2 separate regions of the Mus musculus genome follow, and region 2 is linked to region 1. Evidence: chromatin loops called from intact Hi-C (ENCODE). Cell type or tissue: heart. All regions are shown on one strand. Links, peaks and the distances in the headings refer to the core of each region. The heading gives the core; the rest is flanking DNA. Region 1 holds the start of Mecp2 (methyl CpG binding protein 2). Region 2 has its middle 2.2 kb from the start of Flna.

What was found. Peaks named below come from ENCODE experiments on the same cell type or tissue, not always from the same donor. Only the 100,000 strongest peaks of a DNase experiment are listed, where the experiment ranks them.
Region 2: a loop joins it to region 1, with 2.5 times the contacts of the local background. A loop is called at or near these places in 4 of 42 quality-filtered maps.

Annotation. Positions count from the first base shown.
Region 1 is chrX:74,084,641-74,087,548 of GRCm38, forward strand. It overlaps Mecp2 (methyl CpG binding protein 2), which reads right to left and starts at 1,050. Exons shown (of 4, transcript NM_010788.4): 1 at 870-1,050. In heart, for the core only: no CTCF peak of the experiment used is centred there; DNase peaks (open chromatin) are centred at 431 and 1,131; H3K4me3 peaks cover 1,428 bases; H3K27ac peaks cover 1,609 bases; H3K27me3 peaks cover 845 bases.
Region 2 is chrX:74,247,296-74,250,203 of GRCm38, forward strand. It overlaps a transcript of Flna not described here. Among named protein-coding and RNA genes, the nearest start is that of Flna, 2.2 kb to the left of the region's middle. In heart, for the core only: CTCF peaks have their summits at 1,486, 1,688 and 2,454 (motif pointing right); DNase peaks (open chromatin) are centred at 1,536 and 2,526; H3K4me3 peaks cover 2,123 bases; H3K27ac peaks cover 1,794 bases.

The DNA.
Region 1 (2,908 bases), core at 182-2,681:
CGAAGGGAGGGGAGGGAGGGTGGGAAGACGCTCATATTCCGAAGCCACAGCACAGCATCCCCAAAGAACCAGAGCACCCTGCGGGCATGGTCTCACGGAAGAGCTTCGAGTGCTGAGGAACGCACAGTCCCTTGCCCACGGTTCCTGATGAGAACTACAACCATCTCTTTATGATGAGTTGTGGGACCTAGGAACATAATGTCTAGTCCTTTTTGTGGGTGGACAATAACCCTCAACTTGTTCCTGCCAAGTGGGGAATGGAGCTGATGGACCGACTCGCTTGCAGTGGGGGCAAAAAGTCACGGAATGGGAGAGGAGGAGGAGGGAGCAAAACCCAGAGATGGGGGTAAGAGCTCAGGAGCCCTTGTGGCGCACTCTCCCAACGGGAGATGGACTGCGCACGCGCGCCAGTCTGTGTGTGTGAGGGGGGAGCAAGTAACGGGAGTGGGGGCGCGCGAGGGAGAAGGGGACAGCGCGATCCAGGGAGAGGCCGGGACCGCGGGCGCGCGACAGTGCCGAGGCCCAAAGCCCCAAGAAGGGCAGGAGCGCGCGCAGCCCCAACTGGCGAAGCCCAGACGACAAGGGCGCTTGCACAGCTGGGGCCTAGGATGCGCACAGATGGGGCGGGCAGCGGGAGGGCGTCATTCGAAGGTGGCTCCAGGGAGATCGCGCTGAGAACCGTCGCTCGCGATTGCGGGAGACGAGTGGAGAAAGCCACCACCGGCGGCAGAGGGAGGGGGAGGGTAGAGAGGAGGGACGCCATCCGCCAGCCGTGTCGCCCGACCCCGCGGGCCCCTCCCGCGCCACGTCCCGCCCCTACCCGCCCCCCAGCAAGGGTCCCCGCCCGCGGCCTTGGCGGTCCCACTCACAGTCTCTCCTCCTCGCCTCCTCCTCCTCCTCCGCTCGGCGCGGCGGCGGCGGCGGCGGTGGCGGCAGCGGCGGCCATTTTCCGGACGGGTTTTACCACAGCCCTCTCTCCGAGAGGAGGGAGCGCGCGCGCAACCGATGCCGGGACCCCGCACGGCAGACGTCGCGCCCCGCCCTCCCGACCAGCCTGTGTGCTGCTGCACCTGCGCGCCCGCGCCCCACCCCTTGCTCTTTGTCGAGATTACCCTTCATTGGTTGTGGAGCCCAGGCTGGGGCGGAGCCTTAGCGGTGACGCCCTCAATTGGCAGGAGTTCCTGTCTGTTTAGGCAGGGAAAAGAGGCGGACCCCATTCAGCTGCGGATTGGTGGAGTTCTACTGTCACTTGGAAAAAAGAGGCGGCTAGGGCACAGAGGGGCTGGTTTTGTGGGCAGCATTTGAATGTTGAGGATTAACTGGGCCCTTGTGGACTCTGGCGCTTAAGGAAGTCTAGGCTCTTGGCGCCTATTAGAGCCTCCCTGCTGAGTAGTTCACCATTGTGATAAGCATTTGACTTCACCAGCATTTCTTTATTATCATTTTCTGTAGAAGTAGCAAAGTTGCCTGTTGAGGAGCCTGGCGTTGTTCCAAGCCAAGGGACTTGTTTTAAAGGGTCTACTGATTGTATTATTACACTAAATTAGCAGATGTCGCACTCTTAAGGCTGACAGTAAAATCAACATATCAAACCTTGGTCTTTGCAGACGTTTATAATGGGCAGATGGTGTGTGCCAAGCCCATAAGAGATCGGTCTGTCATTGTTGAATCAGATGGTTTGATGGAAGTACGTATAAAAGGGAGTGAGGCCAGAGGGAGCATTGTCAAAGCAGCCTTACCCTGATACCAGTCAGCATCCAATGCTCTTTGTGCTAAACAAATGCTCAACAAGAGACTTTCTTTCTTTGTTTGTTTTTTAAACACTATGCAACAAGAGACTTTCTGATTCAAATTTGGCTCCCCTCTCTATTCATTTATTTGCTAGGCACTGTTTTAGTACTGAACAAGGAGACAAACTAGACTCCTGGTAAGGAAGAGTCATACTAAACATACAAGAAAGTAGAACTTAAAATTTTGCACAGAGATAAAGACTTTGAAATAGATAGGGCAAGGACAAAAGAAGTGCTATTATGATACCCTCTAGCTTTTGCCCTCATGTCGTCTCCCAATATGGGTAATTGGGGAAAACATTCTAGGCAAGTTTAAACACTCTAAGGAAGGACTATGCCTGCCTTACTAAGGAGGCCAGTGTGACTGGAGAGAGACCTAGGCCACCAAAAGAACTAGGAGATTATTTTGAGATGAGAAGCCCTTGATAAATATTTGAGTCACTAGCTGTCACCATAAAACCTATGTTGCCAGTGAAGAATGAAGAACTGGCTGGTCCAGAGGTCCTGGCAGCAGTTGAAGAAAGATAGATGATGAAGGCTTTAACCAGGACAGTAGCAGTTGAAATCTGATAAGTTGTGATAGTTAAGATTTATGTTAAAAATTGAGCCAAAAGTATTGGATATCAGATGGAAAGAAAGAAAAAAAATAAGGATGATGGCTGACTTTGGGACAGGATCACCTAAGTGAATATCTTACTACAGTGGGGGAAATCTAGAGGATTTCCCATATGGCCATTCTAAACCATTTGTAATTCTAGTCTCAGGGAATCCTGTGCCCTCTTCTGACCACAGTGAGCACCAGGCAAAACACTTATACACATAAAATACTAAGATAGAAATGTAAAAAACAAGTGGGTAAGAGTGGTAGTGTGTGTGTGTGTGTGTGTGTGTGTGTGTGTGTATGTTGGGGTGTGAGAATACAGGTATTTGCATATACAGAGAATAGGATCTGAACTTGGGTCCTCTGCAAGAGCAACAAGCCATCTCTCCAGCCACACCTTCAGGCTGAGTTTTATTCCACGAATGCAAGGATGGTTTAAAATTAGAAATCAATTATAATTTTAAGAACAGATCATGTGAGTATCCCAATACATGCAGGAAAAAGCATTTAATAAAAT
Region 2 (2,908 bases), core at 130-2,629, 160 kb after region 1:
TGGCCACCAGCACTACAGGATCAAGCAGCTTTCCAAAGGTCCAGGGTATGCCAATGCACACAATCAGAGGGCGCCTGCCTGCCTGCCTGCCTGCCTGCCCTGTGATGCATGTAGATCTGTACACCTTGTACCTGCCATACTCACTGTTCTACCTTGGGCCCTGAGGAATTCTGGGGGGAGAGGTCTTCTCTGGCTGAACAGTCCCAAGCCTTGCTGTGACCCTAGAGATGTGGAGGGGCTCAGGGAGAGGGTCCCAGATTACTGAAGAAAGGAGAGTCACCAGACATCAAGGCTTGCTAAGGAGCCTGAGTGTGTTCCCTAAGTAGTGTGAAGCTACTCACTAAAAGTTAATTTAATGATAGATATTCTCTGGAGATAGTGATGAGGATGCTGTGCTGGGACAGAAAGGAGCGAAGATACAGAAAAAGAAAACTGTAGGGGATACTCCCAACCATCCTCTTTAGTTAAGGGGATTCATCTTACCTATGTCTTTCCCGTGGTAGACTTTTCCATCTACTTACTCTGTACTTCAAGCCTCTCCAGAATGTTAAATTGTTTTTCCAGAAAGACAGGCTTCTGTCCCTACTTCTCAATTCTAAGACCAGTGGCCGCCGGGGCTGGAGAGATGGCTCTGTGGTTAAGAGCAGTGGCTGCTCTTTCAGAGGACCCAGATTCAATTCCCAGCACCCATATGAAAGCTTACAACTGTCTGTAACTCTAGCTCCAGGGAATATGACACCTTCACACAGACATGAATGCAGGCAAAATTATGCACATAAAATTAATTAGATAGATAGATAGATAGATAGATAGATAGATAGATAAAGACCAGTGGCTGAAAGAGGCCTTGGGTTGACCAACATGTCATGCCCAAATATGGTTGACTCTCCCACAGCCTGGAGTGTCTTCATTGCCTGTGGTAGGGCTATGATAGGGCTTTGATCACAATGGGCAGAACCTTTCAGCATAGTCATCTTGAGATTGTCTATGATATCGCCAGTCAAATAACATTTTCAGTACAGAATCCCTCCCCCCCATTCTACCTCCAGTCACCTGCATAAATATCTGCACCAAGTGAGCCAAAGGTTGAGTTGGGGGACATGATGGCAGAACTGTGCAGGGATAACCCAAATGGAAACTTCCAGCCATGTTATTCAAGACACAATTAGGGTAATATTTTTGGTCCCCCTGATCTACTGGAGAGCAAAGCCCCATGTACGGAATTGCATTAATACATGATTTTTCATTCAATGCCATTTGGCTGGATCACATGAGTTCATTAATGTACAGAGAACAAGGAAAACTGAATCATAGTAATAGAGCACAAAGAACTTGAGTTTCCTAGCTTCCAGCCCTATGATTTGGCTATTTAGGGGGAAAAGAGGAAATGGGGGGGGGTGTCCTAGCCTTAGAGTGCACAAGTGCCACCACCAGATGTCGCTCCATCCCAAAGATCCAGATGAGGCAGCCCCAGGAAGCCAAAATCCAGCTCTTTCATATTTTCCCTTATTTGGAGTAGATTCTTGGATGGTAGACACACCCCGCCCACCTCCCCACCCCACTCCTCTCAGACCCCAGACCAGGCCCTCCCACAGGGAACTATAGGCCCAAGCCCACCAGCTATACTGGGATCCTGAAGAGCTATTTCTAGACCTGTGTAGCCAGGGGGCGCCAGGAGGGAAGGAAACAGAAAATCCCCAAAGTGAGACCAGTTCCCTTAAAGCAAATCCAGGTGTGGCAGAAGAGAACAGTGATTTCCTGAGCTCACACCTTGGCCAAACTGGAGCTGCAATTGACTGCGGGTGGATTCCACCCACTTTTTCTGGCCCCAGTCTGACTTTGGTATCTAGGAATGCTGATGCTTATGTCCTGGCCGTCAATGACATAAGCATAACCAACCTGAGACAGGACCCAAAACCCAGACTGAAAAATCTAGTTGGCCATGCCCCTGCCACAGCCCTGGAATCAGCTCCCCATAGCCAAACCAGCAGAGGACTCTTGTATCCACCCTTGTTTCATCTCTCTTGTGTCCACGTTTGACACTGACTAAAAAGTGTCCTTCCAAGTTGTCACTCACCCTTATCCTAATCAGGGTACTAGTCTTAAAAGACCTTTCCGGGATAGGTACACAATGACCAGTTTATGGGCACCCATGCCTGTACCCATCTCTTGCCAAACGCTCAGATACTAGCCCCCTTTTCAAGGACTCCCCCCATAGGCTCGAGTTCCTGGATTCCTGGACATAGACACAATAAGTTTGTGGTAAACTATGCAAGGCTATCTCTGGACACCAACGCAATGCCTGGGACCTGAGTCCACACCCAACCTGCTCCTGGTCTTGGCCTCTCGCTTTCCAGACCTCTTCCCAGCTCAGGAGCCTTGCATCCACTATCTGGAGACTATCTGGCGTGGAGCTGACCACAGAGCCCTCACCTGCTGTCCCTCTAACCGCCGGGTGGCGCCCAGCTCTTCGCGCCCGCGCCGGAAGCCTCAGAGCTCCACTGGCGTCCGCTGCGCGCTGCGCGCCTCCACGCGAATGAGCCGCTGCCTCCCGCCTTCTTGTTAGCTGCATCCCCGCCCCACGCCCGCCCCGCGCCCGGCCCGGCAAGAAAGCCTTAATTGGTAAAAATCGCCCGGGAGCTGGGGGCAGGGAGTGGGTGCGGGGCTCGCCACGAGCTCAAGTGCCCCGCTCAAGTGCTAGCGACGCCGCGCCCCCCGCCCCCCCAATGAGCTCAGCGCTCTGTGAAGGCTGCCAGGCTTCAAGGGAGTAGGGCTCACCTCCAGAGCAGGGTCTGCAAACCCTATGTTTAGGACCAACCTTTATGAGGCTAGATGAGTGTAGGGGAGCCAAGTGTTTCCTGGTTAGAAAGGAGGCTCTGTTCCAAGGCCACCTATTCTGAGGAGTTCC